Linked DNA regions of Homo sapiens: regions 2, 3 and 4 are each linked to region 1. A link is a contact called in ENCODE Hi-C or POLR2A ChIA-PET data. All regions are on one chromosome and are shown on one strand. Each heading gives the region's core, a stretch centred on a gene start or an enhancer-like site at or near the end of the contact. The rest is flanking DNA. Distances are from core to core; before and after follow the strand shown. Region 1 holds the start of DHX8 (DEAH-box helicase 8). Region 2 holds the start of LSM12 (LSM12 homolog). Region 3 holds the start of VPS25 (vacuolar protein sorting 25 homolog). Region 4 holds the start of AARSD1 (alanyl-tRNA synthetase domain containing 1).

Evidence for each region. A loop is a pair of places that touch in the nucleus more often than their neighbours do. ChIA-PET counts read pairs that join two places held with the same protein, here RNA polymerase II (POLR2A). Pooled maps may share reads with other maps.
Region 2: a loop to region 1 is called in a pooled map, with 14 times the contacts of the local background. The contact joins the promoter of LSM12 here to the promoter of DHX8 in region 1. A Hi-C loop is called at or near these places in 1 of 168 maps with a recorded cell type or tissue (CD8-positive, alpha-beta T cell), 1 of 37 single-sample maps with no recorded cell type and 8 of 50 pooled maps. POLR2A ChIA-PET finds 5 or more read pairs at or near these places in 2 of 52 experiments (B cell and OCI-LY7).
Region 3: a pooled map shows a loop between it and region 1 (7-fold over the local background). The contact joins the promoter of VPS25 here to the promoter of DHX8 in region 1. A Hi-C loop is called at or near these places in 4 of 50 pooled maps. POLR2A ChIA-PET finds 5 or more read pairs at or near these places in 3 of 52 experiments (CD4-positive, alpha-beta T cell, CD8-positive, alpha-beta T cell and activated T-cell).
Region 4: a loop to region 1 is called in a pooled map, with 10 times the contacts of the local background. The contact joins the promoter of AARSD1 here to the promoter of DHX8 in region 1. A Hi-C loop is called at or near these places in 6 of 50 pooled maps. POLR2A ChIA-PET finds 5 or more read pairs at or near these places in 3 of 52 experiments (Caco-2, activated CD8-positive, alpha-beta T cell and naive thymus-derived CD8-positive, alpha-beta T cell).

The regions. Positions count from the first base shown.
Region 1 is chr17:43,482,105-43,485,444 of GRCh38, reverse strand. It overlaps DHX8 (DEAH-box helicase 8), which reads right to left and starts at 1,470. Exons shown (of 23, transcript NM_004941.3): 1 at 1,260-1,470. The coding sequence starts at 1,407. RefSeq lists enhancers at 1,206-1,635, 935-1,777.
Region 2 is chr17:44,065,148-44,068,331 of GRCh38, reverse strand. LSM12 (LSM12 homolog) reads left to right here and starts at 1,661. Exons shown (of 5, transcript NM_001371445.1): 1 at 1,661-1,868. The coding sequence starts at 1,745. RefSeq lists silencers at 1,579-1,698, 1,989-2,128.
Region 3 is chr17:42,771,603-42,775,286 of GRCh38, reverse strand. VPS25 (vacuolar protein sorting 25 homolog) reads right to left here and starts at 1,838. Exons shown (of 6, transcript NM_032353.4): 1 at 1,759-1,838; 2 at 1,409-1,554; 3 at 588-641. The coding sequence starts at 1,811. RefSeq lists enhancers at 1,116-1,663, 1,747-1,946.
Region 4 is chr17:42,962,072-42,965,703 of GRCh38, reverse strand. AARSD1 (alanyl-tRNA synthetase domain containing 1) reads left to right here and starts at 1,250. Exons shown (of 12, transcript NM_001261434.2): 1 at 1,250-1,302; 2 at 1,467-1,598. The coding sequence starts at 1,264. PTGES3L-AARSD1 (PTGES3L-AARSD1 readthrough) reads left to right here. Exons shown (of 17, transcript NM_001136042.2): 7 at 1,467-1,598.

The DNA.
Region 1 (3,340 bases), core at 221-2,720:
AATATACTGGCTGCAGGGCATCTTCCTAAATGCTATATGGTGACCCTGTGAAGACATCGTCCCACTTCACAGATGAGAAAAACAGCTTCAGAGAAACTATGAATCTTACCAAAGGTCACTCGTCTAACTTCCCTAACCCCTCCTGTCACCTGCCCCTTCCCTTCCATCCCTCCGGTTGATGACTTTATCTTCATTTAGGAAACTGAAGAGTGGGCTGGAACTCTCTCACTCATCTTCCCACCACCAATCTCTAAACTCATCTGAATCTGCAACTGTATTCTCTGTCCTCGCTCCTGTTACAACTGAAGAAGCCTTGCTGTACGTACCAAAGGTCAATCCATCCATTGGTTGCCCTTGATCCCATCCATCCTCTGTACCTTCATAAAGGCTCCATCTGTCTATGGCTTTAGCTTTAGGACCCTAGCCTTTTCTAATTCCTCAGTTTCGGCTCCCCAGATGTAGTTTGCCCCAAAACATCTAGTGACTGGTGTTTAAGACATAGTACAGGACGCAATGGCTCACGCCTGTAATCCCAACACTTTGGGAGGCCGAGGGAAGAGGACTGCTTGAGCCCAGAAGTTCGAGACCAGCCTGGGCAATACAGTGAGACCCCCGTCTCTACAAAAAATTTAAAAATGAGTCGAGCTTGGTGGCGCCCGCCTGTAGTCCCAGCTACTCGGGAGGCTGAGGTGGGAGGACTGCTTGAGCCCAGGAGGTGGAGGCTGCAGTGAGCCGAGATCGTGCCACTGCACTCCAGCCCGGGAAACAGAGCGAGGCCCTGCCTCAAAAAAGAGTACAGGATGAACGGTCAAAGAACACAGTTAAAAGCACAGACGCTAACTACTATGTCACAGAGTGGCGTGAAGACCAAATAAAATAATGTCAATAAAGAGCTGAGCATCGCATCTAGCACATAGTGAGCACCCAATAAACGTCAGCCATCATCGTCGTCATCGCAGCATCTGCTGCTGTTGTTGTTAAACATGTTTAATTGAGGCTGAAAAAACAAACAAAAAACAATCAAGCAGAGATGACCGCCCCGGGCTTCACTGACAGCTCTGGGAAAGTTTCTAAAGTTTCTCGAGGGCTCTCAAGCCGAGGCCACGGCAGCGTGTACCCTGGGCACCGGTGTCTGCGACAGAGAGAGACAGATTCACACGAACATACTTTCGGTCCATCAACCACCTTTCTCCTTCCTCCTTCCTCCTTCCGCTTCCCTCAATCCCAAACTGAGGTCCCAGGGACCTCCCCGAGCTCACCAAGGTCCTTGTCGTTGATCCCCAAGTGATTGTCCAGCTCAGTGCAAACCTTTGACACCAAAGACAGGTACTCGAGTTTGGCAAGTTCTTCCGCGGGGCCTGGCTCCGACCCGATTAAGGCTCCCGCCATGGCTACAGCCACAGCCATGGCTATAGCTTGCCCAGAACCTCCTTCCTCACAGCCGGCGCTCAGAGCTACTCCGGCCGGGTTCCAGCTTTCACTTCCGGGTCAGCGCGCGTCCCCTTTGTTTACGGTAAATTGAAAATTTGAGGAACGAATCAAGTCCCAACAGGATGGATCATAGAGATCAAACAGGAAGTGCTTAAGGAAGGGACAACTAGAGTGGGTTACTCTGCACGCCGATCTGCGCCCTCTACAGGCGAGAAAAATCTCCGCCCGCCCTCAGGCCTGGAAACGTTCACTCAGCGCGCTCCCGCCCTGGGTCGGCAGAGGGCGACCCCGGCCTGCACAAGAGGCGCCGGGAGGCAACCGCAAAACAGCCTGCGCCTGCGCTTTAGAACACTTGAAAAAGGAATCTTAATGCACGTCTGGAAAAAGACAAACTTGCTTTACTGTGGATCCGCAAATTCCCGGCCTCACTTCTTTGTGGTTCCTGTCGTCCGATCTCAAGTGACCCTTGACAAGCCAGTAGGCAGTAGATTGCCTTCTCTTGTTTTACACACGAAGAAACTGGCACTTCCACTGCCAGCTGGCTGCTTGGGCAAATCAATCTCTGGGGCCTTAGTTTTCTCATCTGTAAACTAGAATAATGTTGCTCTACCCTAAATGGAATAACTGCAAGGAGTGTGACACAGAGTAGGCACACCGCAAATGACAGTTACTGTTAATATCACAAGGCTAGGCCGGGTGCAGTGGCTCACGCCTGTAATGCCAGCACTTTGGGAGGCCGAGGCTGGTGGATCACTTGAGGTCAGGAGTTCCAGACCAGCCTGGCCAACGTGGCGAAACTCCATCTCTACTAAAAATAGAAAACTTAGCCGGGCGTGGTGGTGGTGGGCGCCTGTAGTCCCAGCTACTCGGGAGGCTGAGGCACAAGAATCGCTTGAACCCAGGAGGCAGAGGTTGGAGTGACCTGAGTTCACACCACTACACTCCAGCATGGGCGACAGAGTGAGACTTTGTCTCAAAAAAAAAAAAAAAAAAATTCAAGGCTGAGATGATGGTCACAGAACTGGCCTCTGGTCTGTCAAGCACAGATCCCCTTAGTCTGGGAACCCACAGAGCCAGCTGCCTCCACTCTTGTGAAAACCTGCTTTTCAATCCCCAGTTTTCCTGTGTCCTCTCAGAACTTATTCCCCCAGGGGCTGGGCACTGTGGCTCACCCCTGTAATCCCAGCACTTTGGGAGGCCGAGACGGGCGGATCACTTGAGGTCAGGAGTTCAAGACCACTCTGGCCAACATGGTGAAACCTCGTCTGTACTAAAAATACAAAAATTAGCTGGGCGTGATGGTATGTGCCTGTAGTCCCAGCTACTAGGGAGGCTGAGGCGGGAGAATTGCTTGAACCTGGGAGGTGGATGTTGCAGTGAGCTGAGATCTCGCCACTGCACTCTAGCCTGTGCGACAGAGTGAGACTCCGTCTCAAACAAACAAAACACACACACAAAAACAACAACAAACCTTATTCCCCCAAATATCAGCTGTGCTGTAAGTCCAAGGTCATAAGCTCAGGTCTCCCAACTTCTGCTTCAGGTCTTTTTTACCTTTGTGGCAACCTTAATGTGGGATGGGGATTTTTCCCACACTCCAGTGCTCTGTGTGATGAGTAAGGAAACAGAAGCACCCTAAAGTGAATGGCTCTCCAATCAATCGGAAGGAGGAAATCAGTCTCCCACTTTTCACTTTGGCAACATTTTTACACTGGTGTACCTTTGGACTCTGTTTCTTCAACATCTCATCATGGACTGAAAAATGACAGGCAGAGAAAAACCCAGCCATTGTTCTCACTGTCTCCAGAAGCTCCAGGTTTCCAGGTTCCTAAGGAATCACTACTAAACCCTCTGAGTTCTTCCTACCCCTCCCCATTTCGCTTCCTCTTTCTCCCCATGAATAGAATGG
Region 2 (3,184 bases), core at 412-2,911, 580 kb before region 1:
GGCAGGAGAATCGCTTGAACCTGGGAGGTGCGGGTTGCAGTGAGCCAAGATGGCGCCACTGCACTCCAGTCTGGGTGACAGAGCGAGGCTCTATCTCAAAAAAAAAAAAAAAAAAGTTCTCTGAAAAAGCACACTATGAAGGAGCAGAATTTTTATTCCTATTATAATGAGTGTATCAATACTTCCAACACCAGGAAGTTTATGTTTCTTGGAGGGCAAGGAAATACTTTTGAACTTTGTTCAGGTTAAGCCGCGCCAAGACTGGCCCTTTGCTTCCCTCTGGACTAGAGAAAGGTCAACCTGTTTCTTATACATGAAGCGAGGATCCAAAATTTCTATAGTGAGCGGTGGGTGGGTTAGCGACAGCCATTGGTGGTAGTAGGGCTTGAAAATGCACGCTCATAGTCCTTTGCATAAGATTAAGAAAACGACTGTTTTGTACATCAGACGGACATTCAAGGGCAGGGGCGCAAAACCCCTCCTCCAAGCCCCTTTTTGTCACTATCCGCTGCTCCTCATTCCTGCCTTTTGCCTGGCTTTCTGGGAGAGAGGGCAAAAAGGGAGAAGGGGAAGTGTCTTGACTTCTAAGAGTGATGGGTGACTAAGGGGGAACTACCATTTATTAAAGACCTAGTACATGCCATGCACTTATACCCGTTACCGCATTTAAACCTCCTAACTATGAGGTAGGTATTATTATGTAACAGAGTATAGCAGTAAATAGCACCGTCCTTGGAAATAGGCAGACTGTTTTTGCTAGTTGTGGAACCGTGGACAAGTTTAGTCTAAAACTTAGTTTATGTAAAAGGAGGACATTGATTCCTACCTCAAAGGGCTGTTAGATGCTCAAGAAGTGACAATACAAATGCCTATGAAGAAACAGGATCAGGTAATTTGCTTGCTCAAGGTCAGGTGATTTAGTAAGAGGCTGACCTCGGATTCTGGTTCCAGCTTATCTAACTCCACAGCCAATGTTCTTTCCACTATCACTCAGTAGTTATAATCATCTTTTTTTGTTTGTTTGTTTGTTTTGAGACAGAGTCTCGCTCTGTTGCCCAGGCTAGAGTGCAGTGGCACAATCTTGGCTCAGTGCAACCTCCGCCTTCCAGGTTCAAGAGATCCTCCAGCCTCAGTCCCCCTAGTAGCTGGGATTACAGGCACGCGCCACCGTACCCGGCTAATTTTTGTATTTTTAGTAGAGACGGGGTTTCACCATGTTGGCCAGGCTGGTCTCGAACCCCTGACCTCAGGTGATCCACCCGCCTCGGCCTCCCAAAGTGCTGGGATTACAGGCGTGAGCCACCGCTCCCAGCCTTATAATCATCTTGTCCAAGTATCGTTAAGTCCTCTGAGGCTCTGATTCCTCATATGCAAAATGGGGTTAACATATTTTATAAAATTCATTCATTAAACTCTTGTGTGGAAGGTGTGCATATAATGGAGACTGCAGCTCCCTCCTCTTTCCCCTTTTCATTCCACGTAGGTCATTTATCCTTAACTTCTAAAATGGACTCTACAAGCACTTAACCGAGCGGACGCAGCTATACAAATACTTTTCAGATTCCCCTTTATTTCCTCTTCTTTCCCACTCCACCTAGGATCCCGCCCCAACCAGCGCCAGGCCACGCCCCGGCGTGTGACGCAAGCACGCTCCGTGCGCGCCGTCGCGTCGCGGCGCTCACTGGGGGCCCGGCTTTCGCCCGCTGCTGCCGCCGCCGCCGCCGGCCGCGGCTGCACTCCCAAGATGGCGGCTCCTCCGGGCGAGTACTTCAGCGTTGGGAGCCAGGTGTCGTGCCGGACGTGCCAGGAGCAGCGGCTGCAGGGCGAGGTGGTAGCCTTTGACTACCAATCCAAAATGCTGGCTTTAAGTATCCTTCCCTGCGTGAAGCCCGAGTCCGGGCCGGCGTGTAGGTGCGGTGGTCGGGGGGTGGGGGACGACGGCGGCGGCTGGGGCTCTCTCCGGGCCTAGGGGCGACCGGCTACCGCGGCGCCCGGGGCGCATGCGCACGGCCCTGAGCTCCCCTCCCCCTCCCGCGGGCCCTTCGGTCAGCTTTGGGGATCCTGTCTCTCTCTCTTTGCGGGAGCTGGGGCTTTACCGAGGATCAGTGGGTGGAGGAGGGCTTGACACGGGGATGGCTTTTTGGGGGGAACGTTATGAGAGGGGACACAGTAATTAGGAGAGGGGGTGGTGGTGGGAGGGGGCTGATGGATTGGAGCCCGGATGGAAAGGAGGGGCGGGTGAAATATTATGGGGAGGGGTGTTTAGGGTAAGGAACTGCTGGTAGGGCAAAGGTATGGAATTTAGGAGGGCATGTGCACTGATGGGATTTCGTCCAAGGAAGGGCGGTGGGATGGTGACCAAATTGGTCCTTGCCTGTTTTGGGGGAGAGTAAGTTCAGGGCAGAGTTTGTATCTGAGCTAGGGATAGTGGCTTGTTTCGCTGATGCGTGTGTATGTGTGGTGGGGGGGCTGTGCTGATTTTTAGGCTTCTCGGTCATTTGGAAGTTGCTGTTTAGGGGATGTTTGCACTGGAAACCTGTTCCAGAGAGGGCTTGCCAGGGGCTTATGTGGTTTGGGGATGTGTGAGTTACAGGTGAAAGAGTGAAGTTCTCATGCTGCCTTGATCAGTCCAGCACATGGAGTCCTTTTACGTAGTAGCAGCCTCCCTTTTGAAAGTAGCAATGTTAAACTGATTGGAAAAGGTGGCCTGCTTCTTTGGGGTGGAAGTGACTTCTGAATTACTCCAGGAAACTCAGTCTTGGAAATGAAACACTTCCTTGTTGGGATAAATGTGCCACGGCTTCCCTTTTTATGTGAGCCACAGGTGGGTTTATTGGAATTTTTTTTTGGAGGAGTAATTTTTTATGGCATCTTTTTTTTTTTTTTTTTTTTAAGATGGAGTCTCGCTCTGTCGCTAGGATGGAGTGCGGTGGCGCAATCTCGGCTCACTGCAACCTCCGACTCCCTGGTTCGAGCGATTCTCCTGCCTCAGCCTCCGGAGTAGCTGGGATTACGGGCACGCGCCACCACGCCCAGCTAATTTTTGTATATGTTTTTTTTTAACAGAGATGGGGTATCACCATGTTGGCCAGGATGGTCTCGAACTTCTGACCTCGTGATCCGCTGGCTTCAGCCTCCCAAAGTGCTGGGATTACAGGCCTGAGCCACCGCCCGGCTTTTTTTT
Region 3 (3,684 bases), core at 589-3,088, 710 kb after region 1:
GAAACTAGCCTGGGCAACATGATGAGACCCTACAGAAAATACAAAAAAATTCTCTCTATAGAAAATACAAAAAATTAGCCAGGTGTGTGGTGACACATGCCTGAGGTCTCAACTACTCAGGAGGCTGAGATGGGAGGATCACTTGAGCCTGGGAGTCGAGGCTGCAGTGAGATAGGACTGAGCCACTGCACTCCAGCCTGGATGACAGAGTGAGACCTTATCTCCCCACCCAAAAAAAAAGTATCATGAACTAAAAAGAAACAAAGAGGCAAAAAAATACCAAGGTGGGACAGAGTGGAAGAGACTCAGCTTTCAGAAAGAAAGATTCAATATTTATTTTACTATTATTATCTACAAGGCACTCATCCTTCTTCCACTTCTCTTCAGGTTTAGGGCACAGACAGAGATTTCAATTTTGTGTACAAAGAAGAAAGGACTTGGGAATTGGGCTGCCTACTTTACAGAAGACTCTGGCCTTCAAGCCAGGAGAGAGAAAAAGTTATTAAAGGGAAAAAGACTTATCCTAATTTGCCCTCAGGAAAACCCAACTAGGAAGAAAAATAAGGAATCTGGGGAACTGAACCCACCTTTCTTCCTCAGTTCCTCTAATACAATCTGGATCGACTCCACAGGAAGCTTTCCTGGTTTAAGGTTAAGGGAACGGCATACACATGAGTTGGGTAGGATAAAAATTTTCAGAGCCAGTCCCATGTTGAGAAACACCTGCCCCTTCCTCTCCCACACACATATGTGTGCAATTTCCCAACATGATATGAATTGGCATTTCCTGGATATTCAAAGGAGGAAGGTAAAGAGAAACTCTTCCAATTAAAAGGAGCTTTATGTGATTGTGCCACTGCATTCCAGCCTGAGCAAGAGAGGAAGACCCTGTCTCCAAAAAAAAAAAAAAAAAAGAAAGAAAGAAGCTTTAGAAAATGAAAGGTACTGTCATTCCTCACCCTCTGTCTGTTGCCTTCCTTCAGCCTTTCTCCACAGATATTTTAGGGATGAATCAGGCAGCAAAAACAAATGACCCTTACTTCCTGGCAGGAGGGGGGCAGAGAAAATAATTAAAGGTAGTTACCCAAGTCTGGGCCTCACACAGAAAAGGATGGAAGATACAAATAGTCAAAAGGGTTTAGGTTAAAAAACTTGGAACTTGGCTTCAGGGCAGAAATTCTAAGACCTTAATGACATCCGAGCAGTCATCACTGCCAAGAACAAGAGGGTATGGTACTGCATTTGCCAGGGGAAAATGTCAGCTACACATTTTCACTCTTTAAGTCCAGTTTGGGTGGGAATCTGCCTACCATGGGTAAAAGGGGGCTGGCGCGGGGGGGCGTCTGGGCATGTGTGAAAGCGCAGAAGTGCATGTGTATGGGCTGTGGAAGAGCCTGAGGGAGGATACGCTGTAGCTTGACGTTGTTGAAGAGCGGGCTCTCCTGAGCTTCCATCACCGTCATGCTGGACTGTTTGTGCAGGCGGCAGAAGGACAGGACCAGCGAGCACCAGGCGGCCAGCTGCTTCTGCCGAGTGTCCACATTCGGTTGTAACCTGCCGGGTGAAGGGAGTGGGGCGCAGAATTAGAGGGCGGGAGGCAGCACTTGCCCGGGACGCATTTCAGGAAGAAAGTAAGGGACTGAGGGTGTTGGCCGACGGGTCTTTTCTCCCCCTCCCCATATGAAGCATCAGGGCTGAGCCCAGGGTCCGGGGGAGGGGAGGGAGGCACAGCGGTGCTTCTTGGGGTCTGAGCCTCACGTAAAGAAGGGTGGGAAGCGATACTGCCACGGCCACTCGAAACTCATCGCCATCGTAGTAGCCCAGGAAACCCGGAAGCTACCGGCTAAGGACTTCCGGCCTTCGCTTCCGCACGTCCGGGCAGAAGGCAATGCAGAAAGGTTCCGGAAGCCTTTCTGGAAAGAGAGAGACCGGCAGGAGGAGTCCTCGTCATGACCCAGTCCCTCGCTGTTATCCTAAAAAGCCCTATCTTTTGGAGCAGGAAGAGTCCTGGGAAGTCTTCTGGTTCAACCCCAGAGAAAGGTCATGTCTTCCCCAAAGCGGCGAATTTTTGTTGCTGAAGTAGAACGGCAAATAAAGCCCAGATCTCCAGATCCCAGCCTACCTTTGTTTCCTCTATACTAGGCTTCTTTTAATATTAACATTTCTGTGAATTGCCATTTAATTTGATCAACTCACAATTACCCAAGCTCAATTCCAATGTCCTTTGTTTTATTTTTAATTTTTTATTTATTTATCTGTTTATTTATTTTTGAGAAAGGTCTCCCTTTGTTGCCCAGGCTGGAATACAGTGGCACAATCACAGCTCACTGCAGCCTCTACCTCCTGAGATCTGGCGACCGTCCGGCTTCAGCCTCCTGAGTAGCTGGGACTACAGGTGCACACCACCGCACCCAGTTATTAAATACATTTTGTTGTTGTTTTGGTACAGATGGGCGTCTCACCAAACTCCTGGGCTCAAGTGATCCTCCTGCCTCGACCTCCCAAAGTGCTGGGACTACAGGAGTGAGTTAACGCTCCCAGCAACCCGGCTAATATTTTCTAGAGATGGGCACTCACTATGTTGGCCCAGGTTGGTCTCAAACTCCTGGGCTCAAGCGATCTCCAGACCTCAGCCTCCCAAAGGGATAACAGGTGACCAACCCGGCCCTCCAATTTCCTTTGACTTCACCATTCCTCAGGCTCCTGCAGCACCCATGGGAGCACACTTTGTAGCTTGAATCACTAGAGACAGCCCTACTTCCATGATTCAGAGCTGCAGGCTTTGACCACAACCACCCATCTCTCACCTCTGCCATGACCTCGCCTTTCTTGTCTCAAGACCTAGGACCCCTTTTGGTTTTATCAGACTCCTTACCCAGCCTAAACTACTCAATTCTGTCCCCTTACCTACCTACCTACCTACAGGTCAGTTCCCAAACCAATGATCGTTGCTCCATTTCCCCCACCTCTTTTTTTCACTCCTGGGCTCTGGAGTATTGCTGGAAGAAAAATAACCAGAACATGTTTGCCAAGCCCTAGATTCCCTGACTAGCCTCACTACCGGGCTCTAAGGGCAGCTCTGTGATCCTTTGTCTTTTATTGACTCCGTCACCCTCAAGATAACTATTCAAACTTTTCCACATTCATCAAGGCACTCCACCTGTCCCCATGTCTCTGCTCTCTGCAGAACGCCTTTCATTCCTGCTTTATGAGATTGAGGCCATGCATGTGAACCCTTTAAGTTTTCCCTCTGTCTGTCTCTATACTTGATTCATCGCTCAAAAATTTCTCTCCACTTTTACTCCTTCTTTTTTTTTTTTTTTTTTTTTTTTTGAGACGGAGTCTTGCACTGTTGCCGGGTTGGAGTGCAGTGGCTTGATCTCAGCTCACTGCAACCTCTGCCTCCCTGGTTCAAGCGATTCTCCTGCCTCAGCCTCCCTAGAAGCTGGGATTACAGGCATGAGCTACCACACCCAGCTAATTTTTGTATTTTTAGTAGAGACGGGGTTTCACCATGTTGGTCAGGCTGGTCTCAAACTCCTGACCTCAAGTGATCCGCCCACCTCGGCCTCCCAAAGTGCTGGGATTACCAACCGCATCCAGCCTACTCCTTCCTTTTGGACTCAGAAGAAGTGTTGCACCCTTTGGCATATGTTCTTGCCTCCCCTTTTCAACTTCCTCCAG
Region 4 (3,632 bases), core at 1-2,500, 520 kb after region 1:
GCCCAAACTATTTTAATGTAATGTAATGTAATTTTCTTGAGACGTAGTCTCGCTGGGTTACCCAGGCTGGAGTGCAGTGGTACGATTTCGGCTCACTGCAACCTCCTCCTCTCGGGTTAAAGTGATTCTCCTGCCTCAGCCTCCCGTGTAGCTGGGATTATATAGGCGTGTGCCACCACGCCTGGCTAATGTTTTTGTGTTTTTAGTAGAAACAGGGTTTCACCATGTTGGCCACGCTGGCCAAATTGTTCTTCTTTTTTTTTTTTTTTTTTTTTTTTGAGACGGAGTCTCGCTCTGTCGCCCAGGCTGGAGTGCAATGGTGCGATCTCGGCTCACTGCAAGCTCCGCCTCCCAGGTTCACGCCATTCTCCTGCCTCAGCCTCCGGAGTAGCTGGGACTACAGGCGTCCGCCACCACGCCCGGCTAATTTTTTGTATTTTTAGTAGAGACGGGATTTCACCGCGTTAGTCAGGATGGTCTCGATATCCTGACCTCGTGATCCGCCCGCCTCGGCCTCCCAAAGTGCTGGGATTACAGGCGTGAGTCACCGCGCTCGGCCTTTTTTTTTTTTTTTTTTTTTTTTTTTAATTGAGACGGAGTCTCGCTCTGTCGCCCAGGCTGGAGTGCAGTGGTGCAATCTCTGCTCACTGCAACCCCGCCTCCCGGGTTCCAGCGATTCTCCTGCCTCAGCCTCCCGGGTAGCTGGGATTACAGGCGCCCGCCACCACGCCCGGCTAATTTTTGTATTTTTAGTAGAGACGGAGTTTCGCTATGTTGGCCAGGCTGGTCTCGAACTCCTGGCCTGAGGTGATCCACCCGCCTCGACCTCCCAAAATGCTGGGATTACAGGCGTGAGCCACCTCCCCCAGCTCCTTGCTTTCTATTTCTACTGGGCAGTGCTGCTCAGTAACCATGCCAGTCCCGTCCCCGCCTCTATGCGCTGGGATTCCGCAGCCAGAATACTTACATCCCTGGGGCCCCAAGGGGCTCACTAAACCACGTGCCTTGTCCAGGTCGCGTTTTTTTGTTTTTGTTTGTTTGTTTTTTTCCTCCTGGTCTTGTCCTTTGTAAAGCCTTAGAACAGTCGTTAAACAACCCAGCAAATATGCAATTCGCGTTTTCAGTAAATTTATCCAAACCGCATTCCATTCCTTACCCTCCTGCTTCTGCGCAGACAAGCGCCCTTGATGACGTTTGTCCCACGTCGCTCTCCGTTCGCTCCCAGGCTTCTCTGCGCGTGCGCCTCCTCACACGCCTGCAGGTATGGCGTTCTGGTGTCAGCGTGACAGTTATGCCCGAGAGGTACGGCGTCACGGCGAGGCACTTGAGACTGCCGGGCCGGCAAGGCGGTTTGGGGAAGAGGGCGCCACGTGTAGGGAGTGCCAACATGGCATTCTGTCCTGGTGTGGAGAGGGCTAGGGCTAGGGCTGGGGTCGGGGCTTATTCTCTCATTCCTCTCTGTTCAGTTCACCACCACCGTGGTCTCCTGCTGTCCCGCGGAGCTGCAGACTGAAGGGAGCAACGGCAAGAAAGAAGTGCTGAGCGGTTTCCAAGTGGTGCTGGAAGACACAGTGCTTTTCCCTGAGGGCGGGGGACAGGTACCAAAACGATCTCTTCCCAGGAAGCCCCCAGTTTCTTTGTGCTCAGGCCGAAATGCTCTCCTGCCCCTTTTTTCTCAGCCATAATGAATTCAGATGAGCTTTAGTTTAATTCATTTTGTTATTCATTTAATGAGTATTTATCAGCAATTGCTTATCTAGACATAACATATGCTAGATATTATTCCAGGCTGTAAGGATAACCGGTGAACAACACAGTGCCTTTATATACGTGGAATGTTTATTGAAGACAACTGTGTGTGCTAGGTATAATAAGTAATAAACAAAAACCAAGTAAAGGGAAAGAGAGTGATGGGATGCTTGTCTAGATGAAGGGTAAGTTATTTCAGTAGAGACCTAAACGAAGTGAGGGGGTGAGTCTTTGCAATTATCTAGTGGTGCTGGGGGGCAGAGGGAGTATTCAGGCAGGTAGAATAGCAGGTGCAAAGGCCCCAAGGAAGGAATTAGCTTCGGGTTTTAGGGACTGAAAAAGATGTTCCTGAAGGAGTTCAGGTGAGATAGACGGGTTACAGTAGTACAGCAGAGAGCATATTTATCAGTGCTGTGATGAGGACTAGGTACAACATGAGCGCAAGTGAGGTACATTGTGAAGATGGAAGAGGAGGATAATAACACCAAAGGTGGGCATTATGAGAAAGGCTTTTCTTTCTTTTCTTTTCTTTCTTTCTTTCTTTTTTTTTTTGAGACAGAATCTCTCGCTGTCATCAGGCTGAAGTGCAGTGGCATGATCTCAGCTCTGCAACCTCCGCCTCCTGGGTTCAAGTGATTCTCCTGTCTCAGCCTCCCAAGTAGCCTGACCAACATGATGAAACCTTGTCTCTACTAAAAATATAAAAATTAACCAGGCATACTGGCAGGCCCCTGTAGTCCCAGCTACTCGGGAGGCTGAGGCATGAGAATCACTTGAACCGGGAGGCTGAAGTTGCAGTGAGCCAAGATTGTGCCACTGCACTTCAGCGTGGGGGACAGAACAAGACTCCGTCTCAAAAGAAAAAAAAAAGGTGTATTAAGGTGTGTGGGCAGCGAACCATGCAGGTTATTTTCTTTCTTTTTTATTTTTAAGAGACAGGATCTTGCTATGTCACCCAGGCTGGAGTGCAGTGGCCTGATCTAGCTCACTGCAGCCTCGAACTCCCAGGCTCAAGCAATCCTCCTGTTTTAGCCTCTCCAGTAGTGGGGACTACAGGCGCACAACCAACATGCTTGGCTGCTTTTTTGTAGAGATGAGGTCTCACTTTATTGCCCAGGCTGATCTTGAGCTCCTGGCCTCAAACAGTCCTCCCACCTTGGCCTCCCAAAGGCTGGGCCTACAGGTGTGAGCCACTGCCCTGGCCTCCACTCAGGTTCTTAAGCAAATAAGTGACATGAGAGAACATGTTCAGTAGACTTGGTATTGAGAGAGTTCCAATTTCATATCAGTCATTATTATGGTGATTTTCCCAGTATGAAGATTTCCCTGATCTGCTGAAGGAAAACCTGTGACCTCAAGTATCCATAGAAGGTCTCATTTTAGACAGCATTTCTTTCAGGAAGTCTTTTTTTGATTCCCCAAGACTGTTAGGTCTCTTTCCTTTGAGGTTCTCTAGCGTCATATACTTTTTCATATTATGGCATGTTATAGGTCATATTGCAATTGTCTGTTTTCCAGCCTCTGTTCTCTAGACTCTTAAGTTCCATGAGGTACCATATCTTGTTTACATTGTATTCTTGGGCTGGCACAGTCTTTTGTAAGCAGTTGGCACTTGAAATGTTTTAAAATGAATGAACTTTTTTTTTTTTTTTTTTTGAGATGGTGTCTTGCTCTGTTGCCAGGCTGGAGCGCAGCGGCGTGATCTCGGCTTACTGCAATCTCCGTCTGCCAGGTTCAAGCAATTCCCCTGCCTCAGTCTCCCGAGTAGCTAGGACTACAGGTGTGCACCACCATGCCCAGTTAATTTTTTGTATTTTAGTAGAGACGGGGTTTCACCATGTTGGCCAGGATGGTCTTGATCTCCTGACCTTGTGATCCGCCCA